2 separate regions of the Homo sapiens genome follow, and region 2 is linked to region 1. Evidence: chromatin loops called from intact Hi-C (ENCODE). Cell type or tissue: dorsolateral prefrontal cortex. All regions are shown on one strand.

What was found. Peaks named below come from ENCODE experiments on the same cell type or tissue, not always from the same donor. Only the 100,000 strongest peaks of a DNase experiment are listed, where the experiment ranks them.
Region 2: a loop joins it to region 1, with 5 times the contacts of the local background. A loop is called at or near these places in 4 of 110 quality-filtered maps.

What each region holds. Positions count from the first base shown.
Region 1 is chr1:14,254,690-14,262,689 of GRCh38, reverse strand. It overlaps LOC107985467 (a long non-coding RNA gene), which reads right to left. Exons shown (of 3, transcript XR_001737611.2): 3 at 7,028-8,000. It also overlaps a transcript of KAZN not described here. Among named protein-coding and RNA genes, the nearest start is that of KAZN-AS1, 160 kb to the left of the region's middle. RefSeq lists an enhancer at 2,879-3,378. In dorsolateral prefrontal cortex, no CTCF peak of the experiment used is centred here; a DNase peak (open chromatin) is centred at 3,439; H3K4me3 peaks cover 297 bases; H3K27ac peaks cover 6,569 bases.
Region 2 is chr1:14,410,466-14,418,465 of GRCh38, reverse strand. All of the region lies in intron 1 of KAZN-AS1 (KAZN antisense RNA 1), which reads left to right. It also overlaps a transcript of KAZN not described here. Among named protein-coding and RNA genes, the nearest start is that of KAZN-AS1, 5.5 kb to the left of the region's middle. In dorsolateral prefrontal cortex, no CTCF peak of the experiment used is centred here; a DNase peak (open chromatin) is centred at 4,421; H3K4me3 peaks cover 616 bases; H3K27ac peaks cover 2,467 bases.

The DNA.
Region 1 (8,000 bases):
AATTTGAACAGAGGGCTTAACAAGGTTTTTGAACAGAGATTTAAAGTGGTTTTATCATGGGGGTCCTTCCAGTATTAAATGACATCGGACAGTGTTCAAGGCAGGTGACCCATCTTAAGCTACTGAATTCCACAGTGTGGAATGTGAGAGCTAAAACAAGGCTCTAGCGTAGAATTTAGTCAGCAAAGTAAGTAGAGGTGAAGTGGCTAACATGACCAGCAACATGTAGAAAGTTATAAACTTTTAAAAGCGGCAATTGCCAAAGCTATTGGCAATTACAGCTTTGGCAATTACGGCTTTTAAAAGTTTCCACATAGGTTATCTACAGAATGTGCTTTTACCAATTTTAGTCATCTAAGAGCCACAAGGAGGGGTTTCTGCCATAGCTATGTACCACTTATATGGTCTGCTTAATATTCTTTTTAAATTTTTATTTTTAATAGATACAGAGTCTTGTTATATTGCTAGGGCTCGTCTCAAACTCCTGGGCTCAAGCAATCCTCCTGTCTCAGCTTCCCAAAGTGCTGGGATTACAGGGGTGAGTCATCATACCCAGACTTCTTAATATTCAAAAACAACTCACTTTTATTTTTCATATACAAATTTAATTCTAAAAATTTGCATCATTGGTTTGATATGCTAGTTATATTTCTCCAACATAGATTAAATACATACATGACTATTAAAATCTCAGGGTTCTTCTATGTGTCCCCTAAAAGCATGATGTATGCCAGTGGTCATCTGTCCACCACCATTTGGGGACCACGGCATTTAGGTAAAGTGGGTCTCGGATGACCTCCTTCAGCTTAACAGCAGGAGTTGAGATGGAGCCCTTGCAATTTCCCCACTGAATTCCAGAAGCAAGGAGAAAGACTGAAGTGACAAGTACCGCAAGACAGACTTCAGGAACAATTCGTTTAAGCTGCAGCTCGAGTGTCACAGGAAACTCTTAAGCCAAGAGAGTGACCTTTCCAAGATGAATACCAATCGGACTGGGAGGGTGATTGGAAGGGAAACACTCTGCCTCACAGTTCCTCAGCACCTTCCACCCCCAAATGTCAGCATGATTTTACAAACGATTTTTCCGCCTCCTCACATCCTTCTGGAAGGGTTAAGTGCCTCGTCGGTGGAGAATGAGCACAAAGGCAGGTAAAGCAGCAACTTGGTAAAAGGCCACGCAGAAAATCAATAGCTAGGCAAACACACTCATGATCAGAAATCTGATCTGGCCCCCGGGGACCATTCAGCTCCATCCTGAGGACCCAGCGTATCTTAACCCGAGTCCTGGAAACTTTAGATTACAACAATAATAATCATAAATTGATGGCGATGATCAGAGCTGAAATTTCCTGATTTATTCCTCTGTGCCAGGACTTTGAGATACATGATTTCATTTATCCTTAATGCATCTTCATGAAATACCTACTTGTCTATCTCTGTTTTACAGCTGCAGTAACTGAGTCTCAGACCAGCAAGATTCCTTGTCTAAGATCTCACAATAGTAAGGGGCTGAGCCAGGATTTGAACCCAAGAAGTCCAATTCCCCACCCTACTTTTTTAAACAGCTTTAGAACTGATCCTTTGAATAGTTCCACAACTTCTTGCAAATAGTTGCCGTCTTAACTTCTGTCTTCCTAAGACATGTATTAAAATCAGAGCCCATACTATACATAACAGCATGCTGTGTGTGTTCACATGTAAAGAGTATGTATTACTACAGGTATCATTGTCGTGTTAGCAAGGGAGGCAGATGTGGCTCCATGAGTGGGAGCATGCACCCTGGAGGCCGTCTGCCTCATTTCAATTCCAACTCCTCACTTTACCAGCTGTGAAACCTGTGACGGCGACTTAACCGCTTTGAGCCTCATCTGGAAAATGGGGCAGTAACAGTACCCATCTGACAAGTGTGTGGTGAGGGTTAAATTAGCGACTATATACATAGTGCAGAAACAGTGCCTGGCAAATAGGAACTGCTACAGAATTTGATGTGGGAATGTGCACAGCTGAGCAGCCTGGTGCCTGCCAGCCGGGCCCGTGTCCTTTACTCACGACTTTGTGGCATTGCTCACAAAGAATGGAGCTATTTCCAGGCTCAGGCTGTCTTTCAGGTGGATCGTAGTTAATGATGTCTCCATCCAGCTGTAACCTTGGACCTAACTCTACATCCCCCTATCTGACTTCTCTCCTATTGTCCCCATGGGCTCACCCTGCTCCAGCCATGCGGGTCATCGAAATGCTCTGTCCCAGGGCCTTTGCACCTGCTGTTCTCTCCATCTGCAGTGCTCTCTGGGTGGTTACTTCACCCTTTCAAACCTCTGCTCAAATGTCCAGACCATCCTCCCTCCCTTGTAAGTCTTCCTGTTCTCCAAGCACTTACCCCATCGGACATTCCGCAGGTTTTACTTGTTTCTTTTGTTTATCGTGTGCCTCCTACACTAGAATATCAGTTCCACGAGGGCAGGGATATCTGTCTGTTTTGCTCACTGCTGTCTCCTTGGTATCTAGAAAAGTGCCTGGCATATCACAGGACCTCAGTAAACATTTGTTGAGTGAATAAATAAATAGGGGAAACAATGAAAGGGGAAGAGGTCGTGAAATTTTTGTCAAGACACAAGGAAGACCGACTTCAGGAGTGTAGAAATTGAAAACGGTGATAACAGCCAACTCAGAAAATAAATGGGAATAAAAGAGTCCACAACCCCGTTCCATTTTCAAAAGAAAAATCCGCTTGCGTTGTGCTTTAATAAAACCTTGCACTTTGGTAACAGCCCATTTATATGTTCAAGGGGAGAGTGATCAATATCTCTGCAGCTCTGGTATTTCCTGGACCCAGTCAAAAGGCACAAGGTCACCCAAAGTCACTGTCACAAAGTAAAGTGGGATGAAGTCATTGAGAAAACCTTCTAGTTTTTCCAAAGCCTTCTGAAGGCCCTGCAGCTGCTGTGTGTCTAGCCCTGCATCAAAGATTCCTACCTCTGCCATTTCCTAACCAGACAGGAGGATGCATCAAAGGAAGCAGTTTGTCTCATGTCCGGGGTTACTAGCATCTCCTCTGGAAATGGTGATGAACCTCAGGCTAACACAACGAATGTGCCTCTTTCAGATGATTCCTGAACCACAGCCAGGCCAATGTGATGGACGGAGGTCTTGCCAGGCCACTTGGGGGGTGAGGCTGGGATGTTCCTAAGACTGAAAGGCAAAGGCGTGCCTCAGAGGGTTGGACTGTTAAAAAGGAGGTCTTGGTGCTGATGTTTGGAGCGCCTGGGTACATCACGTGCTTGTCTCTGTGCCATGGCCGCCGTCCCAGCTCGGCACAGCAGGAGCTTGTGCAAGCCTCCGTCAGCTCCATTGGGGAAGGGAAAGGAGCACAATATACTTCCTACAGAAAGCCCTGGCCCTCAGCCCTCAGAGGCTCGCAGCTGTGCACATCTGGAACAAACTGTCCCAGTGGAGTTGCACACGTGCTCCCAGCATACTCTCTGAATCCGACACCAAGTGCGGAGCCAGGAGGGCCCGGCATGCATGCTGCCTAGCCACGTGAGCCACCTTTCACTCATCTCCAAGCAGAAACCATCGGCCTTTGTGACTTCAACTCCGAGTTGAAAGTGTGCCTTTGTTCATCTGTCCCGCAGCTCGTTGGACATGTCAATAACCTGACAGACCTTTGAGTCTCTCTACCTGACGCCCAGCCCCGTGATTACCTCTCCTCTTTCCATCCCTCCAAATTTGGAGCTACTCTGCATTTTGCTTTTGTTTGGACTTTGCAAAATTGAGATGCCAATGCAATAAACGTGTGTTGACCATTTACCATGGAGACAGCAAGGTGAGCTTCTCTTACTTCTATTAAATCATTTAATCTCTACATATTCCTGCGAGGTTGTAGTCACCTGCATTCCAGGTGAGATTCTAAGAACAAAAGCAACTTGCACAGAGGCTTGACAGACAGGTAGCAGGCAGAGCTGGGACTTAAACACAGCCTGGTCTGATGACAAACTCACCACTGACATGAAGTCAAACATTTGAGAAATGAATTTAATATTCTGAAGCAAAGCAGCTTAACTCGCCAATGCATTTGGTTCTCCCTGGTATAGATTCTAGATTAAACGAATAGCAAAAGAAGCTTTTCTTCCAGAATTATAGTTGAACTCTGTGTTTTTTTAGGCGCAGTGGCTCACGCCTGTAATCCCAGCACTTTGGGAGGCCGAGGCAGGTGGATCACGAGGTCAGGAGATCGAGACCATCCTGGCTAACACGGTGAAACCCCGTGGTCTACTAAAAATACAAAAAAAAAAAAAAAAATACAAAATTTAGCCAGGCGTGGTGGCGGGCACTTGTAGTCCCAGCTACTCGGGAGGCTGAGGCAGGAGAATGGTGTGAACCCGGGAGGCAGAGCTTGCAGTGAGCCAAGATTGCACCACTGCACTCCAGCCTGGGTCAAAGAGAAAGACTCTGTCTCAAAAAAAAAAAAAAAGAAAGAAAGAAAGAAAGAAAGAATCTTGAAATGTTTCCCAAAATACAGTTTTGGGACAGTTTTGGGACAGTTTTGGGACGGTGGAGGGTTCATTGTGATCTACCGTGATGAAGGGTCTCAGGCTCTCCTCTCTCTCTTCATCCGTTCAGTCTCTTGCACTTCATATAAATGCCTGAGCTTCTATCAAATTGTCTAATTTTTCCCCCATTCTTACCCTTCCCCCTTCTTTTCTTTTTTTTTTTTCTCTTTTTTTTTTTTTAATGTTTTTTTTTTTTATTATACTCTAAGTTTTAGGGTACATGTGCACATTGTGCAGGTTAGTTACATATGTATACATGTGCCATGCTGGTGCGCTGCACCCACTAACGTGTCATCTAGCATTAGGTATATCTCCCAATGCTATCCCTCCCCCCTCCCCCGACCCCACCACAGTCCCCAGAGTGTGATATTCCCCTTCCTGTGTCCATGGGATCTCATTGTTCAATTCCCACCTATGAGTGAGAATATGGTGCTGGGAAAACTGGCTAGCCATATGTAGAAAGCTGAAACTGGATCCCTTCCTTACATCTTATACAAAAATCAATTCAAGATGGATTAAAGATTTAAACGTTAGACCTAAAACCATAAAAACCCTAGAAGAAAACCTAGGCATTACCATTCAGGACATAGGCATGGGCAAGGACTTCATGTCCAGAACACCAAAAGCAATGGCAACAAAAGACAAAATTGACAAATGGGATCTAATTAAACTAAAGAGCTTCTGCACAGCAAAAGAAACTACCATTAGAGTGAACAGGCAACCTACAACATGGGAGAAAATTTTCGCAACCTACTCATCTGACAAAGGGCTAATATCCAGAATCTACAATGAACTCAAACAAATTTACAAGAAAAAAACAAACAACCCCATCAAAAAGTGGGCGAAGGACATGAACAGACACTTCTCAAAAGAAGACATTTATGCAGCCAAAAAACACATGAAGAAATGCTCATCATCACTGGCCATCAGAGAAATGCAAATCAAAACCACTATGAGATATCATCCCTTCCCCCTTCTTTTCAATGATGCCTTTAAAAATAAGGACATACACTACATCCAGGGCTGAACAGGCAAAAATAAGGATAAATTATAGCAGAAGGGACCTAAGAGATAAGGATGAACTTTCTGATTAAAAGGGTAATTAAACATTGTTACAGCCTCTGAGCAGAGGATCAGTCAGTCAAACATGCTTATTTTGTCATATTGTGGGAATCAAGCAAGGACTGAGTGTGCCATTTGGGGCAGGAGTGGGAGAGGAACACTTCCTAAAGAAATAGAACGCATCATCGATGCCTTTACAGATCTTGCAACTGAATGAGAAATTCACAATAGGCATGAGTAGAAAAGACCCCTAAAGCCCTTCATGGGGAGAGTAAATTTAGGTTTACTATCCTGTGCCATATTGATTAAATATGTTATCCCATTTAATCCTGCTGACAATTCTTTAGGGTGAAATGCTGTTATTTTTGCCCCTTACATATGACAGAACTGAGGCTCGGGAAACCTAAATCAGTTGCCACAATCACACAGCCAAGAAGGGATGGGCTCCGAGAAGACCCAACTGGAAAGCCAATGCAATTTCCTCTGCCATTTTTTTCTAGAATGTTCTAAATAAAGACCTCAGGGGACAGGTGAATAACAGGGTACTCTCTTGCCTCCCTCCCTCCTTTCCTCTCTCTGTCTCCTTCCCTCTCTTCCTTCCCTTTCTCCTTCCTACTCCTTTCCCCTCTGCCTCACTTTCTCCCTTCCTTCTTTCCTTCCTTTCCCTCTCTCCTTCTCTCCTTTGAATTTCAGTAAGACCATTACTTCATAATGTAGAAGTTGCGGGGGTGGGTAATATGGGGTGTCTAATTTCTGCTAACAGTGTGCATATTAAATATTGTGTGGCCAGAGACACTTGGCTCATCTTTGAGGACAGAAGAAAGCACCAGGGTGAGTTGCAATACCATTTGCAAGAATCTCAGCAACTCCAACGCACCGGGAAATACAGGTTTGGAGAGCTCATCTTTCCTGAGTTAACAGCATAGAAGGATTAGGAAAAGAACTTAGTAATAGGTTTTGATATTAGCAAAAAAGCAGCTCTGGGAACTAAATCTAAAGAGTAACAATCATTTTATTTAGGACTTGTTGAAAGCAGACACTTAGGAGGGAGAGAAGCTGCGACAGAGAGTCTCCAATTTACAAAAGAAAAGGGAAATCAAACTTCCTTTCTGGGTTTAGCTCAGTTCTAACCATTTTCTTGCCTAGAGTGGGTTACCAGGGATGACTCACCAGGCAGCATAACACAGCAGTGCACACTTTGGAGGCAGCCAGTCCTTGGTTCAAATTGTTACTTTGCTCACCACTTACCCAAACACATTATTTAATCTCACAGTGATTTAAAATACTCATCTATAAAATGGACATAATGATACTACCTCAGTCACTGGGTTCTTTAGAAGATAAAACGATGTCACACTTGTAAAGGGGTTAGCCCAGTGTCAGACAGGTTGTAAGTACTGCACCCATGACCATTGTGGAAGTCACACCGTGCAACTTTTATTTTGGCTGATGTCAGTTGTATAAAACTATGACATAGACCAGTAGATGGATGGAACATTCTGATTGGTGCAAGTCATTCTTCCCATAATTCCATTCAATATGCATAAACCCAGTACTGGACGACAGAACTGAAGATGCCATTCCTTTATGAAACTCCGTTTCTGTGAGCCTCCGTCTTGCTGGGCTGACTATATTTGACTACACACATAAAAATATATATCTAAAAAAAGATCATGAAACACATTTGATTAGTTTGAATATATGTCCCTGCCAAATCTCATGTTGAATTATAATCCCCAATGAGGGAGGTAGGGCCTAGTGGAGGTGTTTGGGTGATAGGGATGGATCCCTTGTGGCTTGGTGCTATCCTCCCAATAGTGAGTGAGTTTTCATGAGATCTGGTTGTTTAAAAGTGTGGCAACCCGCCCCCCAACTCCCTCTCTCACTATTTGAGACACTGGTTTCTCCTCTTCTCCCCTTTCTTCTTCTTCTTCTTCTTTTTTTTTTTTTTTTTTTTTGAGACAGAGTCTTGGTCTGTTGCCCAGACTGGAGTGCAGTGGCGCAATCTCAGCTCACTGCAACCTCTGCCTCCCGGTTCAAGCAATTCTCCTGCCTCAGCCTCCTGAGTAGGTGGGATTACAGGCACATGCCACCACACCTGGCTAATTTTTGTATTTTTAGTAGAGACGGGGTTTCACCATGTTGGTCAGGCTGGTCTCGAACTCCTGACCTCCTGATCCACCCGCCTCAGCCTCCCAAAGTGCTGGGATTACAGGCATGAGCCACCGTGTCCAGCCTGGCTTCTCCTTTCAACTTCTGCCATGCTTGTAAGCTTCCTGAGGCTTCCCGCAGAAGCTCAGTAGATGTTGGTGTCATACCTGTGCAGCCTGCAGAAACGTAAGCCAATTAAACCTTTTTTTTTTTAAATAAATTACCCAGTCTCAGGTA
Region 2 (8,000 bases), 160 kb before region 1:
ATTTCCATTGGTTACATGCTGACAGTAATAATAAAAGTAGTGGCCACTGTTTCCTGAGTGCTTCCTATGTGCCAGGCACAGTGCAAACTACTTTATGCATATTATCTCCTTTACTGATCACAGCAAGCCGGCATGGCTTGAGACTTTCCTGGGGAGGAAATGGACACTCAGAGAGGTTAGATAGCCTGCCAGGGTCATATAGTTAGGAACTTGTGGAGTTAAAAATCTGAACTCAGATCTTCCTGAATTTGAGCTCCTAATATCTCATCAACACTACCTTTAGTAAGATCTAAGGTTCTTATTCTTAGAAATTCTTGCCTCCATTGGACCCACAGGATATGCCGTGGTTCCACTGGTAACTCTGTATGGATCATCTCCTGGGAGGGGACATGTCTAGAGATGGCAAATCTTTCGATGTAGGTTTTTTTTTTTTTTTTTTTTTTTTTTTTTTTTTTTTTTTTTTTTTTTTTTTGAGGCAGTCTCACTCTGTCGCCCAGCCTGGAGTGCAGTGGTGTGATTTCTGCTCACTGCATGCTCTGCTTCCCGGGTTCACGCCATTCTCCTGCCTCGGCCTACCGAGTAGCTGGGACTACAGGCGCCTGCCACCACGCCCGGCTAATTTTTTCTATTTTTAGTAGGGATGGGGTTTCACCATGTTAGCCAGGATGGTCTTGATCTCCTGACCTCGGAATCTGCCTGCTTTGGCCTCCCAAAGTCCTGGGATAACAGGGGTGAGCCACCACACCCGGCCCGATGTAGGTTTCTTGTGGTTTAATTTCAGATGACAGTCTTTTTCTGATGGCCCCAAAGACCAAGGCTGTTCTTTCCTAGGGTCTCCTTGTACAGCCTGTGCGTACAGTAGCCACCTGTTTCTCTGGTTTGACTCCAACCAGCCAGGAGGGGCCAATATCCCAGTCTCACTTCAGTGATTGTCATTTGAGCTGATGTGTTTCATTGACTCCATGGCACTGGACAAATACATTGTAGACTGAGCAGCTGAAATTGGTTTCCTTATAGGCTTCTTAGTTCACCTTTCTGTGAAGGTGAAGTCAAATTAAGTATCTTTCCTTCCAAATCAGCCGCCAGAGAAATGGCGAAGAACCTCACTGTAACACTTTTGCTCTCGATAACAATTGGGTTCACTCAGTAGCCTGGTGCAATGGATTTAGCGTTTTAAAAATTGCCCTTCTTAATGGTGAAGTGTGATTTCATCAATGGAATAATAACATGCAGAAAGTACCTAGGATTATTGTTTTTCTTTGTTTTTTCCTTTTTTTTTTTTTATTTTGAGACAGAGTCTGGCTCTGTTGCCCAGGTGCAATCTTGGGTCACTGCAACCTCTCCCTCCCAGGTTCGAGCTATTCTCCCACCTCAGCCTCCTGAGTAGCTGGGACCACAGGCACATGCCACTACACCTGGTTAACGTGTGTGTGTGTGTGTGTGTGTGTGTGTGTACATATATATACATACACACATATATATACACATATATACATATGTATACACACATACACATATACACGCTCACACACATATATAGGCAGAATAGGGTTTCGTTATGTTGCCCAGGCTGGTCTTAAACTCCTGATCTCAAGTGATCTTCCTGCCTCAGCCTCCTAAAGTGCTGGAATTACAAGCATGGGCCACCACCACATGCAGCTGGGTTTTTTTTCCCTTTTTGCTTATATATAATAAAATTAAAATTTTAAGCAATTATTTTTTTTTCTTTGAGACAGAGTCTTGTTCTGTCACCCAGGCTGGAGTGCAGTGGCGTGATCTCAGCTCACTGCAACCTCTGTCTCCTGGGTTCAAGCAATTCTCCTGCCTTAGGCTCCTGAGTAGCTGGGATTACAGGTGCCCACCACCATGCCCGGCTAATTTTTGTAGTTTTATTAGAGATGGGCTTTCACCATGTTGACCAGGCTTGTCTTGAACGCCTGACCTCAGGTGATCTGCCTGCCTTGGCCTATCAAAGTGCTAGAATTATAGGCATGAGCCACTGCATCCAGCCACCAACTCATTTTTTATATTACTATCAAGGCAAATGTTCTCTAATTTACTGCTGAAATGTCACTTTGCAGAAACCCAACTGTTACTTGATTCTGTATCAAGAAGTCACTCTCTAGTGACATTCCGTAATATTTTATACCCAAACAATCCATCAGTGCCAAGTCCTGTTCTGTAGACATGTCTAGAATGTGAATGCATATAAATGATGGTCCCCTAGAGTTAGATGTAAGGTGACACATAATCAGGGGGTGCTTAGCTCCTAATTCTGTCCAGGGAATCCCTGAATGAGGCACTGCTGCAAATGCTACTACAGCCCCAGAGCCAAAAAAATTGCAGCTGCCCATTGCTCCTCGGAATTTCACTTAAGTTCATGAAGCAGGAGAGCAGTGCCTTTTTTCTGCAAACTCTTCAGCAGCCCATTTTTGCCTCCGCCCCTCAGCTGCATTTTCCATCTCCTGCATGTGGTGTCTCCCCATTCACCTGACTACAGCCCCTGGAGTTTGTCTTTTTTCTCATCCCTTTGCCAGACTGAAAGTGACATCATGGAGGTGCTGGGTGGCCATGCTTGGGAAGCACGCCTTCTGCTTTCAAGTACATTTTTTCCAGAAGCTGATCCAAGACAACAACACAAGCACAAGGGGTTCTTTGGGGGAAGCGGGGCTAATACTGGTAGGGAAGTAGGGAAGGGAGTCAGGGAAGGGAAGGGAAGGCAAAATGTCCTACTTACTACTACACCTGCTGCCATGGGTTGCTGAATGCCATAGGAAACTGCACAACACAGCACAAGCCTCTGCATGATCCCAGTCCAGAGGCGAGGGAGCTGGGGTATTCACATACTCATTCTTAACGGCCACTGGTTGATGGCTGCATTCCTTAGCAGGTCTGGTCTACCACCTGGGGGCAGCACAGACTTCAGTGGGTGGGGGTCGAGGACTGGGGAAGAACCCTCAGCCCAGTCATGAGACACTGTTTGTTGGAAATCAGCTGGAGCACCCAAAAAGGTCCACAGAATAGGGACAGGACAGTGGCCCCATCTATCATACCTGTTACATCTGAGACAGCAAATTTACCCAAACCCTCAATTTTACCTCCAAAATATATAATGGTTCTGTCTACTTCTCCATCTTCAACCTCTTCCCTAATCCTAGTGAGCCTAATCTACATATTGTCCGGATTAATACTACAGCCTCTGGATTGTATTTACTTTTACTAATTAAAAAAATATTTTATAATGAAATATTTCAGGCAGACAAGGAAAATAATGAGAATAATGTAGCTGACACTAGATCCATCATCGACCTTGCTACATTTCAACACGATGTCTAATTGCTTTACTTACTTGCTTAATAGGATTAAAGTTTTGTAGATACAATTGAAGCTCCCTCTGTGTTCCTTTTTTGTATGTATGTACGTACGTATTTATTTATTTTGAGATGCAGTCTCACTGTATCGCCCAGGCTGGAGTGCAGTGGTGTGATCTTGGCTCACTACAACTTCTACCTCCTGGGTTCAAGCAATTCTCTTGTCTCAGCCTCCCAAGTAGCTGGGGCTACAGGTGTGCACCACCATACCTGGCTAACTTTTGTATTTTTTAGTAGAGACGGGGTTTCACCATATTGGTTAGGCTGGTCTCGAACTCCTGACCTCAGGTGATCCATCATCCTCGGCCTCCCAAAATGCTGGGATTACAGGAGTGAGCCACTGCTCCTGGCCTCTGTGTTCCTTCTTGATCTTATTCTCCTCCAACTCTCCCAGAGGGATTGATGTTTATCATCCCTATGTATGGTTTTCTATTTTTGCTACATACGTATAACACACACACACATACACACACACACACACGGTATGTGCATGCAAGATTGTTTTACATTTCTTCAAACTTACTACATTGGCATCATGCTGAATAAATCATTCTGAAACTTATTTTTTGCTAAGCATTATGTTTCTACAGTTTCATCCATGTTGATGCATGTGGTCCTGGTTCAATCATTTTAACTGTTGTATGACATTATGTGAGTACACTACAAGTTACTCATTTATTTTTTGGTTAGTGGATTCTTGGCTCCTTCCTCTCCCCCACCACTATAAAAGGTTTTTTTTTTTTTTTTTTTCCTATGACAAATAGTGCTGCAGTAAATACTCTTTGGCTTTACCAGTTACTTTGGGAACTCGTGGGAGTCTTTTCCGTATATTCTTAGAAATGGAAATGCTGAAAACTAGAACATGAACATCTCTAGTGTTACTAAATATTGCCAAATTCCGCTGTAAATTAAACCATGCTCTTCCATGGACAGGGTGTAAGAATTCCTATGTCTCTACATCCTCACCAACTCTTGATGTTGTCATTTTTAATTTTTGCCCATCTAGTGCAAAGCATGTTATGGGCCTTGGACATTTCTCCACCTTGGCTTCCTGCCTGTAGCATCTGGGGAGAAGGTTCCTGCCAGGCATGATCGGAATGAAAAGATCTCCTTGTTTTACTTTGCACTTCCCTGATTACTAATGAGGTCAAACATTTTTTATATGCTTAGAAGCCATTCGTATTTTGTCTTTTGTGACCTTTCAATGTATACCCTTTACCTTCCATTTTATTGAGTCATGTTCTCACTGAATTGTGGATATAACTTTTGTATATTCCAGATGCTAATTTTTAAAATGTATCTAGTCTCACTCTGTGATTTGCATTTTACTTTGTTTGCAGTAGCTTTTGTTTTCTAGATGATTTTAATTTTAATGTCTTCAGATTACCATATTTTCTTTGTCATTTGTGTTTCCAAAAGCAATTCTCTACCAAGAGGTCATAAAGGTAGTCTTCCTATATTTTCTCTTAAATGCGTTTTTTTTTTTTTTTTTTTTTTTTTTCTTTTGAGACGGAGTTTCACACTGTTGCCCAGGCTGGAGTGCAGTGGCGCGATCTCGGCTCACTGCAAGCTCCGCCTCCGGTTTCACGCCATTCTCCTGCCTCAGCCTCCCGAGTAACTGGGACTACAGGCACCCGCCACCACGCCCGGCTAATTTTTTGTATTTTTAGTAGAGAGGGGGTTTCACTGTGTTAGCCAGGATGGTCTCGATCTCCTGACCTCGTGATCCGCCCGCCTCAGCCTCTCAAAGTGCTGGGATTACAGGCGTGAGCCACAGTGCCTGGCCAAATGCATTTTAAAGGTTTCTCTCTTTCTGTATTGAGGTAAAGGTCTAATTTAATTATTTTCCGTATGGAAAAATGGCAACCCCAGTACTACTTATTGTCAGTCCATCTTTTTCTCACTAATTTATGATGTCACCTCTATCTAATAGATATCTAATCTCTATCTAGTAGGTATCTAATCTACTATCATAGATTAAGTTCATATATATGTAATATATTATATATAAACAAATGGATCAATGACCCAAAGTAGAATGCTCAGATTTAATCCTATGTAATATATAAATACAAATAACTTATTATATATATTTATATATGTGTTTTTATATTTTATATATTTATACATTTTATATATTTATGTATTATATATAGGATTAAATCTGAGCATCCTATTTCAGTCAGTTGATTTATTTCTGAGTCCATATCACAGTGTCTTCATGACTACAATTTTATGATATCTTGATATCCAGGCAGAAAATCCCCTCCCCATATTGTTCTTTTTAAAAATTATTTTGTGTCTTTGCTTTTGCATATATAACTTCCATGAAAAATTATTTTATTATAATTCTATTCTTGATAAAAATTATATTAACTTTATAGACTGGTTTAGGGGGATTTTCATTTTATAATATTGATTCTTTTCACTAATGAACAGGAGCTATCACCCAGCCCTTCCTTTCTCTAGATTTTTTCCTCTTCTTTTATGTATTTTAATAAAGTTTCATACATTTCTCCATAAAAGTTTATTCCTAGACACCTTTAAGTTTTTATTGCTAGTGCATATAGTATCTTTTTAGAACTACTTGCTAATTTTTTTAGCTAATGTATACAATTGATTTTTGTATACTTGAGCTTGTTCTCAGCAAAACTGCTGAGTTCTCAGTTTTATCAGTTTGTATGTCAATTCTTTGAGTTTTCTATGCAGATAACTTTGTAAGTAGTGAAAGTTTGGGGTTTTTTCTCCTAATTCTTCTATATGTGAGTACTTTTATTTTGGTTGTTCTTATAAAAGCATAGAGCATATAGATCTTGTTTACTCATTAGAGCTTCTGTGTTTTAAACAGTGGGATTCATTTGTTTACATTTTTATGATACTTGATATACTTAGATTTATGCCCTGATGCATTGAGGTTTATTTTGCCCATCTTAATTTGCACTTGCTGTTTGTCACGTCTTTTCTTTGTACACTTTCCTCCTCTTTCCTATGACCCCCTGAGAATGAACATCAAGTTACAGGAAAGAGAAATAAAAATAAATCTACAATTAGGCACACTCCAGTGAAACGGGAGAATGCCGAATACAGAAAAACAACCTTGAAAGCAACCAGAAGAAGTACAGGGGGCAATGACCAGAATGACAGTCTGTCATTTCAAATTTCTCTAATTGTGTCTATTTTACTTTATACAATTTAAAATTAATCAGTACCTCTGCTTCTGAATACAAAGACCAGAACTTTTTAACTCATAGACTTTCTTTTTATGTTACGTGTTATTACTGTCTGGTATTTTCATTTCACCTTTTTTATGGTTCCAGCTCACATTTGATGCTTGATTTTCTGTTGAATCACATGTTTTTTTCATTTCATTACTTAATATTTCTTCCTGTACCTCACTGTGTCTTTCTGGGTTTTAGTCCTTCTTTCTGAAGTGCATGTAACTTTTAGAAGCAGCTCTTTCAGCAAGCTTCTATTAATGGGAAATTTAGTCTTGCCAGGGGAGCGCGGTGGCTCACGCCTGTAATCCCAGCACTTTGGGAGGCCAAGGCAGGCAGGCAGATCATTTGAGGTAAGGAGTTCAAGACCAGCCTGGCCAACATGGCAAAACCCCATCTCTATTAAAAAATACAAAAATTAGCTGGGTGTGATGGTGCATGCCTGTAATTACAGCTACTCGGGAGGTTGAGGCAGGGGAACTGCTTGAACTAGGGAGACGGAGGTTACACTGAGCTGTGATCACGCCACTGCACTCCAGCCTGGGTGACAGAGCGAGACTCGGTCTCAAAAAGAAATTCGGCCTTGCCTGCCTGAAAATGACTTCATTTTATCCTCACTCTTGAATGATAATTTGTTTCTGTAAGCAATTTAAAGATATTATCCATTGTCTTCTGGGCTACATTAAAGTTTTGAAAAACATACTGTCATTCTGGTCATTGCCCTCTGTACCTTTTCCGGTTGCTTTCAAGGTCATTCTTCTGTATTTGGCATTCTCCCGTTTCACTGGAGTGTGCCTAGTTGTAGATTTATTTTAATTTATCTTTCCTGTAACTTGATGTTCATTCTCAATCTATCCATATATGTTGTGTTCGTTTCCTAGGGATGCTGAAACAAATCACCAGAAACTTGGCGGCTTAAACAACAGAAATTTATTCTCTTCCAGTTCTGGAGGCCAGAAGTCCACAATCAGTGTCCTGGGGTTAATATCAAGATGTTGGCAGGGCCATGTGCTCCCTCCGGAGGCTCTGGAGGAGAATCCATGCCTGGCCTCTTTCGGGTTCTGGTGGCCGCTGGCATCTTTTGGTTATTGGCCACACCACTCTCATCTCCAAGGCCAGCATCTTCAAATCTCTCCAGGGTTCTCTTTCACATTGCCCTTCTCTTCTGTGTGTGTCTGTATGAAATCTCCCCTACTTCCCTCTCATAAGGACAGTTCTGATTGTATTCAGGGCCTGCCTGGGTAATCCAGGATATGAATTCCATCTCAAGATCATTAACTTTTTCACATCTGTGAAGGTCCTTTTTCCTATCAGGCAACATTTAACTGTCCTAGGGATTAGAACTTGCTGTCTTTGGGTGGCCATGATTCAATCTACTATGCATGTCCGTCATCTAAATTCTGAAAATTCCCAG